Regions from separate parts of the Homo sapiens genome. Here all the other regions are linked to region 2. A link is a loop called in an ENCODE intact Hi-C map of the cell type or tissue named here. Cell type or tissue: Calu3. All regions are shown on one strand.

Region 1 (2,500 bases), 160 kb before region 2:
ACGTTAGTTCAGCCACTGTGGAAAGCAGTTTGGAGGTTTCTCTATGAACTTAAAACAGAGCTGCCATTCAACCCAGCAATTCCATTACTGGGTATACATCCAAAGGAAAATAAATCCTTCTGCCAAAAAGACACATGCACTCATATGTTGATCACAGCACTGTTCACAATACCAAAGACATGGAACCAACCTAAATTGGGACTACTAAAGGCGGAAGTTAGGGAGGGACACAAGGGGTGAAAAACTAACTGCTGGGTACTATGCTCAGTACCTGGGTGACAGGATCCATCACACCCCAAACCTCAGCATCACACAATATACTCAGGTAACAAACTTACACATATACTCCCCGAATCTAAAATAACAGTTGAAATTATTCTTTAAGTGTCAGTTTGAACAATTAATTGTACAGTCATCTTTCATATAAAAAATTCTTTTTGACTACTAGAGGATGGATACAGAGTAACTTCTAATTTTCATAAAAAGCAATATAAATCCCCAACAAACCGATGAAAAACAACCCAAACACAATAACAAAGAAATACAAACAAAAATTTTAAGATTTCGTAAGTGGAAAAAGGAAAGGGACAGATTAACATGTTGTCTCATTGTCTTTGTTGAAGAATAGGTATAGAGTGGTGTACATCTATATCGTGTATATACATATTTAGGGCTTTTATATAAAAGTACTTACATATGCTAGTACATTATATTGGGATAGAAACATTTGTAGAATATATTAGCACACCATTAAAAATGTTTATCTTGAGAGGGTAAACAAAGCACAATTTCATTTTCCACTTACACATTTCTGCATGATTTGATATCATTAAAAGACAAATATGTATTCGTTTTGCAATTCAGAAAAGTAATCAAAATAAAAATTTTCAAAGCACAGGAAAAATTTTGTTACGATCTGATTCACACAACTGATGTTATAGAAACACTCGCTTCGAAAGGTATTCCCTATTAAGCATAAAAACCAGATTGCATACTTTATGTATAATATAATCTGTCCCATTTGTCGTTGATAATACTCTTATATGTATGAGTAAGTGTAAGTATAAAGCAAACGTGTCTAAAAGGCTATGACCCAAAATACAAAATATCCGCACAAACGCACTCACACAAAACTGATACACACTCCCTCAAGAGACACTCACACTGGCAGCTTTCTCTTGATCTGAGATAAGGGTGAAACTTCCTGCCAGAAGCTCAGAAAGCCAAGCAGCAATAGATTCTGCAGGAAGGGCTGCCTGTGCCATTCAAGCCTCCAGCAAGCCCTGTTTGGTGGGTCAAGCCAGAGGCCCCTCCCTCCTCAAATCTTTACGGAGCCTCCTCCAAGACAGTCAGAGATGTAGCTCTGCATTTGACCAACAGGTGGCAATTATCTCAATATTGTATCTTTGCTGCAATAGAAAAGTATCTATTTCTACAAGCAGAAACACTAGTAATCATTGTGACTTATTAATAGATTATGAAACAGTATGTATAATATGATCCAAAATATATTTGAAAAATGTTCATGTCTGGAAAAATATAGAAAGGGTACATTCTCTTTTATTTGCTGGTGATGACTCCCAAGTCTGCATCTCCCTTGTTCATTCATTCGTTCAATAAATAATTATTCTGAGGAACAGACACTTTCCTCTGAGCTGTGTTACTTTTTTCTACAAGACTTCCTCAGGGATGAAGTAGTGACATGGTGAAATATCTGGCTCATCTGTATGTTGAGCTCCTCTCTCTGTTTTTTGTCTGTCTCCTCTTGCCAAGCTCAGTTCTCTGATTCATGGTTTTGCTAATCTTTGTAGTCAACTTTATCAAAACAACTGTCATTGGATATAGCTGATCAGGACCCATAAGACCTTACTGAAGATTCTGTTCAATGCAAATAAAATTAACCAATATTTATTGAGATCTAATTGTGATCCAGACGTAATGAATGCTCATAAAAAATAAGCTTTCCATTGAACCCTTTCTGCCAGAACAAAGTGATAGATTTCTGGGACAGTTTTGAGCTTACAGTAGAATCCCTGTGGCCCTTTATGATCAATGCCCTCTCTGAAAAGGGAACCATTTTTATGCTTCGAGTCAGAGTTTTCCTAAGAGCACAGGAACTTCTAGGCAGGTGGAGGCAGATTTTTAAAAATAATAATATTATGCATGCACTTCTTATGTTTCATGTGCTTTCCTGTCCTCTTATTTTACTTTCTACATGTCAATGTCAGAGAATCCTTGTTCCTTTGTTCCCTTAAAAAGCAAGGTATTCATAGGAACAATGCCAGTACTTTGGTTTCTGGAGAGACCACTTAAGTCAGGAGGTCTGTCTGCCTCCCAGTAAAAGACCTAACCCAGTAATTCCGTGACAACTTTAGTTAAATCCCTTCACATCTTTCTGATCTCACCTACCTAAATTTTACCTGTCCTGCCCCTCAACCACCCAGGATTGTGCAAGAGAAAAAAATGAGCTATATATTATAATTGAGTGTTTGAGAAATCA
Region 2 (2,500 bases):
CTTGACTGAAGATCATGGACCTTGCCTGTCTTCCCCACTGTCTGCAGCTCCCACGCTCTTTTTGTTTTTCTTGCTTGGTTGTGCCTTCTTCTGATAAGTGGATGAACACTGTGTCAACTTGTAGACCAGACTTCCATATCTTCTTTCACAAATTCGTCAGTCTGAGTATATCCCACATCTAATGCAAGTCACAGATGGGCATCACTCTTTAAAAGGTGCTCTAGTTGTGGCATTCTAGGAAGGAGATTGTTAGACATTCTTTTCCTGGACACAATCAATCTAATTGCCATCCAACATGGACCTAGCAGCAATGCAAACACATAAAGCTTTCAGATGAGTCTCCCCAAAGAGACATGTCAATGCACAGGATACAAGGGTATCAGTATCTCTATTTCCGGATTGAAGGTCTTAATTTTCAAATGTTCCTCCTCTGGGGTTTAACCTCCCTCAAGCTCATTTCCACTATTTTCCCACAGGTGCAGCATTTATCTTTTTCCAGCACCAATATAAGAGGAGAAAAAAACAAAGGCTGTGAGAGGGAGAAGCTGAATTGCCTCTGGACTCTGTAGTCTGCCTCGGACGCCTCGTTTCCACCCCTTATCTCCAGCATATCACACTCTGTGGAGCAATTTCTTTCCTCCCTTACTTAGATTATTGTCTACAGGTAGACAGAGAAAAGAGGATAGAGATTGGTAAATGCATTGACACATAAGTTTCAGGTGCATCCACTCCAGAGTGAGGAATATAACTTTCCAGAGTCTCCCATTTAGGTCTCAGGCACACCCATCTTCCCCACCCTGGCCTCCTGCCACTTTATTCCTCGCCCTTCTCCTATGAATGCCCACTTTTCTGATCTACCTCACCTCACTCCCCTTTCTGTGCTATAGATTTTGACACTGCTTTCCCAGAGCCATAAAGGATTGGGATTAAGGGTTTTCCGAAAACAGGACAGGAGTAGAAGGGCAAGTTCTAGTTTAGCACTTGTGTGTACCACCCTCTTGTGACAGGTTCTGGCTCCACATATCCTTGAAGGAATACATTCTTTCTTCAGTCTCTGCCAGATAACCTGTAATTTTCTTCTTCCTTTTTCTTGGGTTGCACTGCCCCCTACAGACAGACAAACAAACCAATATCTATCAGTAGGGTGGGTGAACACAGTGCTGGGTGATAGGCCACAGTTCCTTTTACTGATTCTGGACTCTGTCAAACATTTCTCACCTCTCACTCTCGGTTCCGCAACACCAACTCTCCCCCGATCCTATGCACCATTTAGAGAACTAAAATAAGCTGGTGGGTGGGGCGAGAGTGTAGGGGAAGATGACTCTGTCCCAATCTTGACCCTAAGACTTCCCAGGCAATCCTCATTCTCACACCACCCTGCACATAACCAGAGCAGTTTCTTCTTTCTTCACTCATCTACAAACGTGCCTCTCTGAGGTCAACAGCAGAGAGCTGATGGCTGGATCAAAAAGATTTGACTTTCCCACAGATCTTGGTCACCTGAGATATATGTCACTAATGAGCCATGGTTGCCACCAGTAGTGATGCAAGAGTGTGCCTGCCTCTCTCTCTTCCCCCCAGCACACCAGACCTGTTACTCATTTTTTTTTCTTCACCAATCCTGGAATCCAAAAGAAAGTGCATTACCATTTTGTTGGAATTTGTTTTTCTCTGATTTCCAGAGACAAAACTTATTCTGATACTTTCTTATCTTCTCCTGGAGCAACTGTTTCTTTGTATTTATACTTCTTTATCTTCATCCTAGAATACTGGGCAACAGCACGTCTTTTTACTTCCCCTCCCCTCAGCAACTAATATCCATCATCTTGCTTAGACCCATGAAAAAAGCAGATTTCATAAAACAAGGCATGGAGAGATAAATATGTTTAATTACATTTTTCTTGCCTCTGCTCACTTTTCTTGGAAATAATGACTTTTTAAAAAGATTTTTTATGCCTTTTGTACGTATAAGGAGTTTTCTGGAGTGATACTTGCTAGAATGACACCACTGGTTATTTCTGAGAATAGTATTTAAGGCAATACACAGTCTAGCTGAAGTGTCAAGTGTTAAGTTCAGTGGGACATGGAAATTAACAGAGCGGTCTCTTGGACAAGACCACCTAGTTTTCCCAACAGGCCCCCATGAGATAGAATTTGCCTTGCTGAGTTCACTATACTCCAGGCTCTACCCCCTAATTTTGTTTTCAGAGTAAAACTGTGCACAATTTATGACATTACACCCAAGAGAAATGCATGCATATATTTACCAAACGACATGTATAAAAATGTTCATAGCAGCACTATTCATAATAGTCCCAAGCTGGAAACAATCTAAATATCCGTCATTAATAGAATGGATACATAAAATATAGTACATACATAAATAGCAATGAATACTCTACATGCAACAGTATGGATTACTCTCACAGATGTTAGCAAAAAATTAGACACAAAATAATATATACTGTATGATTCTGCTTACCTAAAGTTTTTTAAAATT
Region 3 (2,500 bases), 200 kb before region 2:
ACATTACCCTTGGTGCATACTCGTGAAGAAAGAAAGAGATCTCTCTCTCTCTTCCTCTGCTTATAAGGGCGTCAATCCCATCATGAGGGTCCCACTCTCATGGTCTAATCTAAACTTAATTGTACCCCAAAGGCCCCACCTCCAAATACTATCACCTTGGAAGCTAGGGCTTCAATGCGTAAATTTGGGAGGATAGAAACATTCATCTCATAACACATGTTCACACATTGTACATCTTTATGTATTTTGTACATACATATTTCCATATATATTCTCAGGAACATTTCTTTCTATGGAGAAAAAAAATCATCTGTTGAATATGCTCTGCACCATTAACAAAGGATACCTCAGCAGAGTGAAGGAGGTAGATACAGGATTGTTTCATTTCCACATTAGCATGTCTTTTGCTCAGTTTCTTTCAATTACAAACATATATTAGTTTTGTGATTTAGGAAAGTAATTGTTATAAATTTGTGAAAAAATAAAAACTTATTATAATCTAATCTCAGGAATTTATTTTGTATAAGTCTACTGACCTGGAAAGCAATTTGCACTTAGTAATATAAATAATGTAGTATAAAAAACAAGGAGATCCTGCCATTTGCCACAACAAGGATGGACCTGGAGGTCATTATACTAAATGAAATAAGCCAGACACAGAAAGACAAATATTGCACAGTCCCACTTATGTGTCAAATGTTTTTTAAAGGTCAAATATAGAGAGAGACAAGAAAATAGCGGTTACAAGGGTTAGGGTGGGAGAAGGAAATGGGGAGATGTATACATCAAAGATACAAAGCGCAAACATGTAGGATGAACAAATCAAAAGATCTAACGTCCAATATGAGGAATATAGTAAATAATAGTGTATTGCATTCGGATTTTTGCTAAATGAGTAGATTACAGCTGTTCTTGCCAAAAGAAGGAAAATAGGAAACTCCGTGAGATGATGATGGATATGTTAATCTGTTCCACTACAGTAACCATTTTACTATATGTATCTTATAACATCATGTTGTACATCTTACAATTTATAATGAAATTAATTTTTAAAAAGGAATTCATAGTTAACGGTGAGATTTTTTTAAAAGAGCAAATTACACATTGTATTTACAATATGATTGGCCCCCCCTTATTGTTGATAATACTGCCGTGTGCATAAGTACATGTTATAAATCAACTGTGTTTAAAAGGATATAACCCAAAATACAAAATACAGACACATGCACAAACATGCGCTGATATAGTTTATCAGAGACACTCACACTGGTGGCTTTCTCTTTATTTGAGACAGGGGTGGAACTTCCTGCCAAGAACTCAGAGAGCCAGGCAGCAATAGATTAAGCAGGAAGGGCTGCCTGTGCCATTCAAGCCTCCAGCAAGCCCTGTTTGGCGGGTCAGGCCAGAGGCCCCTCCCTCTCCAGATCCTTACAGAGCCTCCTCCCAGATATTCAGAGATGTAGTTCTGGCTTTGACCAGCAGGTGGCAATTATCTCTATAGTCCACATCTGCTGCGATGGAAAAGTAACAATTTTTGCAAAGAGAGACAAAGACAATATGAAATGAATAATACAAAATATATTTGAAAAATTCATGTGGAGAGAAAAAACTTGAATGTGTATTGCTGTTTTAGTTTTTGATAATGACTTCCAAAGCTGGGTCTCTCACAATTATTCTTCCATTCTGTACGTATTTTTGGGGGGGCTGGGCACTGCCAACTCAAGTCCATTTGTCCATCCCACTCTTTTCTTTGAAGCCCAGACTCTCATTTTCAACTGCCTGCAGGACATACTCATTTGGAGAAAGACGACTGCAATTTGTTTCTACATGTGTGGAGTGAGTGTGTGTTTCTCTAATGTTAAACTGAAGAGTAAAGAATAGGCAGGATAACTCATTAAATAATAAAAAGAAATGGCACAAATAACTTTTCCTCTTCCAAACTCCAAAGGAAAGCATATGCTACAAAAAGTAACACCAAAGCTCACAAGTTACATAAATACGTGTATATTGCATGTTTTCTGTGTATATTTTCAAATAATCCTTAATATAGTTATTCCATTCATTTTACATCAAAATCCCCCGTTGATGGAATGAAGAATTCTGGAACTAACATTTCTAATATCACTTAAAGAAGTGGCATGTTTCGGATGCTTTCTTTTTATTGTTTTTACCTTTTATTTTCAGTTCAGGGTACATGTTTAGGTTTCTTATATAGGAAAATTGCATGCATGTCGCTGTGGTTTGGTGTACAGATTATTTCATCATCCAGGTAATAAGCAGTGTATCCTCTATTAGTCCATTTTCACATTGCTATAAAGAACTTCCCTGAGACTATAATTTATAAAGGAATGACGTTTAATTGACTCACAGTTACACATGGCTGGTCAGGGGGGCCTCAGGAAACTTAAAATCATGGTGGAAGATGAAGGAGATGCAAGTACCTTCTTCACCAGGTGGCAGGAAAAGAGAGAGTGTGAAGGAGAAACTTCCAAACACTTAT
Region 4 (2,500 bases), 490 kb before region 2:
GTACCACTTGCTCTCATTAGTTTTGTAAACATTAATATTCTACCTTCTAGATTATCTTTCCCAGAGAAAACATCTATTCTGACTGAGACCCTGTCTACCACCTACAAAAACATTCAATTCACATAATCCTGACACGCCCAGTTATTTTGGCATAAGGGACAGGATTTCATCTCCATCATCATCATCACCACCATCACAACCATCAAGAGTGGTTGTTTAGTAGTGAGCATCCATGAGGGAGTGTAAAGTGACCAGTTTCTAAGCCCTTGTGGCCCATCACCTACATAAGAGGTCATTAGGTATGTACAATGTTTCTCAACCTCCTTTCATTTTCATCCCCTTTATGGAGGCTTCTTAGACAATTTTTTCTAATTATAGCCCCATCCACAGAACGTAAAGTGTTTGATATCAGAGATGTAGAATATATCTGTTTATATACTGTGGTCTTTTGAAAGGCTACAAACCATGATTCTATCTAAGATCTTTACACCCTCAAGAACTAATTTTTAGCCCCTTGGGGGCGATGTTGCCTCTGTTGAGAATAAATGGTATATTGTGCTGGATGCGGTGGCTCATGCCTGTAATCCCAGCTCTTAGGGAGGCAGAGGCAGGAGGATAGCTTGAGCCCAGGAGTTCGAGACCTGCCTGGGCAATATAGTGAGACCCCGTCCTCCACAAAAAAAAAAAAAAAAAAAAAAGAGAGAGAGAATAAATGGTATATTGTGATGAAGGCAACAATTAGAGCCCCATTCCTGCCCTTTACTTCATGTATGTTACTGGAATTGTTTCTTAGCCTCTGTTAGTCTGCCTTTGGTCATCTGTAAACCAGGACCCCTGATACTTATCTTACAGAACTTTGTGAGGTGAAAATGAAAAATCTTGTATGGAGTAGATGGTATGTGGTAGGACTGAAACAAATGTTTGTCCTGGCCCACCTTTCTCTACCTCTCAAAGAAGCGATGACTTTGATGTGAACCAAAGAGCATAAGTACCATAGAAACCACCAGAAAATGTAGCATCAGAAAGTAGAAGGTACACACATTTCCATAACAAATGAAGATTTGGGGGCAATTTCTGTGTTGCAAGATGAGTTTGCTGAGGGACTCCATCAAACCATCAATCAGTTTCATGTGTTCCTAGATAATTGAGTTACATGATTACAGGTAGTCTCTTAGTTTATTGCCACAGATTGCTGTGATTTTTACCTGTTCACCCATCAGAGGGCTAGTGTATCTCCAAGAGTCGTAGGATACCTCCTTAGGTCTTTGTAATACTCCCCTATTGTATCTTTGCCTCTCTCTTTCTTTTTATTTTGCCCCACCGCTGTCTCTTTTTAAGGAAAACAAAATTCTTGATTACAGGGACATGTTTTGTTGCACTAAATTGGGCAGAGTCCTGCCAATTGCCTGGGTCCTAGCCTAGTTCCTCTCAATTAGTAAGTTTTGTCAGTCTGTATCCTGAAGAGTAAAGGTGTTTCGCTTTCAGCAAAAGGAGAGTGGTGGAATGCCTATACTGGGGCATTTCCACTGTGAAGGAAAAGCCAGTGCATCTGGGTTGCCATAGAAATTTGACACAATTGTGGCAAGCATGATACATTTTTAATAGAGACCAACGTGTCCTGGTGTCCTGGTAAGAAGAGCAGGGTTTCGCCTTCAGGTGTTTGTCTCAGCTGAAAGTGCGAGTGCCCCGCAATGGGAGCTAAAACGCCCTGGGGTGTGGGGAGATGAAGGGATCCCAGATCCAAGTCACCTCATTCTTGCTTTGGGGCTCAGTGTCCAATGTCTCTCGAGGAAGAGAGATGGGTCCTTGTAGACCCTCCTGGCCCCAGTGAGTGTGATGTCCTGCTCTGGGGGTGTCCTTGAGTTACATTCCATCTAGGGGGGGACCACACAGAAATAAGATAGGTTACTGGGCGGTGAGAGAGAAAGAGAGAGCATGTGCGTGCATATCTGTGTGTGTGTGTGTATGTGTGTGTGTGTGCGTGAGAGAGAGAGAGAAAAAAAGAGAGAGAGAGAAAGAGAGAGAGAGAGAGAGAGAGAGAGAGAGTCCTATTCAGTTCCTAGCACATATTAAAAAACAAACCAGGGTAATTTTTTCTTTTTCCCAGCTTTCTTTGGCCAACATGGTTACCATGGTGACCCAGTGACTGCTGGGGGATTTGGTGCAAGTGTTGCTTTTCCAATTCTTTTATTCTTTCTAGAATTATTAGTTGGATTTGACTTTAGAATAGAGCTTTCCTTTCTTGTTTATTTTTCATTCATGTATTTTTATCAGTACAACTCATAGATTTCTAGTTGGCTCAAAGGGTTACCATCTGCTACCATCATTATATATTTTGATGCTCAAATAGTCCCAGAATTGGCAAGTGGAACCCCCTTTAAATTGGTCTCAGTGTCCATTTGATGCCTCTCTGGGATTTTTTGAGCATTTACTTTGCTCTTTGGGATGGACTATCTCCCCATCTATGGAAAAGAAGTAATAGTACCGACCTCAAAGCATT

The links. A loop is a pair of places that touch in the nucleus more often than their neighbours do. Peaks named below come from ENCODE experiments on the same cell type or tissue, not always from the same donor. Only the 100,000 strongest peaks of a DNase experiment are listed, where the experiment ranks them.
Region 1: a loop joins it to region 2, with 7 times the contacts of the local background. A loop is called at or near these places in 24 of 110 quality-filtered maps.
Region 3: it touches region 2 in a loop (13-fold over the local background); 84 of 110 quality-filtered maps call a loop at or near these places.
Region 4: a loop joins it to region 2, with 4 times the contacts of the local background. A loop is called at or near these places in 11 of 110 quality-filtered maps.

Annotation. Positions count from the first base shown.
Region 1 is chrX:101,758,040-101,760,539 of GRCh38, reverse strand. No RefSeq gene overlaps it. Among named protein-coding and RNA genes, the nearest start is that of ARMCX2, 99 kb to the right of the region's middle. RefSeq lists a silencer at 1,220-1,389 and an enhancer at 1,956-2,500. In Calu3, no CTCF peak of the experiment used is centred here; a DNase peak (open chromatin) is centred at 1,339.
Region 2 is chrX:101,594,870-101,597,369 of GRCh38, reverse strand. No RefSeq gene overlaps it. Among named protein-coding and RNA genes, the nearest start is that of ARMCX6, 22 kb to the left of the region's middle. In Calu3, no CTCF peak of the experiment used is centred here; a DNase peak (open chromatin) is centred at 1,079.
Region 3 is chrX:101,798,482-101,800,981 of GRCh38, reverse strand. No RefSeq gene overlaps it. Among named protein-coding and RNA genes, the nearest start is that of ZMAT1, 130 kb to the left of the region's middle. In Calu3, no CTCF peak of the experiment used is centred here; a DNase peak (open chromatin) is centred at 1,441.
Region 4 is chrX:102,083,927-102,086,426 of GRCh38, reverse strand. No RefSeq gene overlaps it. Among named protein-coding and RNA genes, the nearest start is that of TCEAL2, 41 kb to the left of the region's middle. In Calu3, no CTCF peak of the experiment used is centred here; no DNase peak of the experiment used is centred here.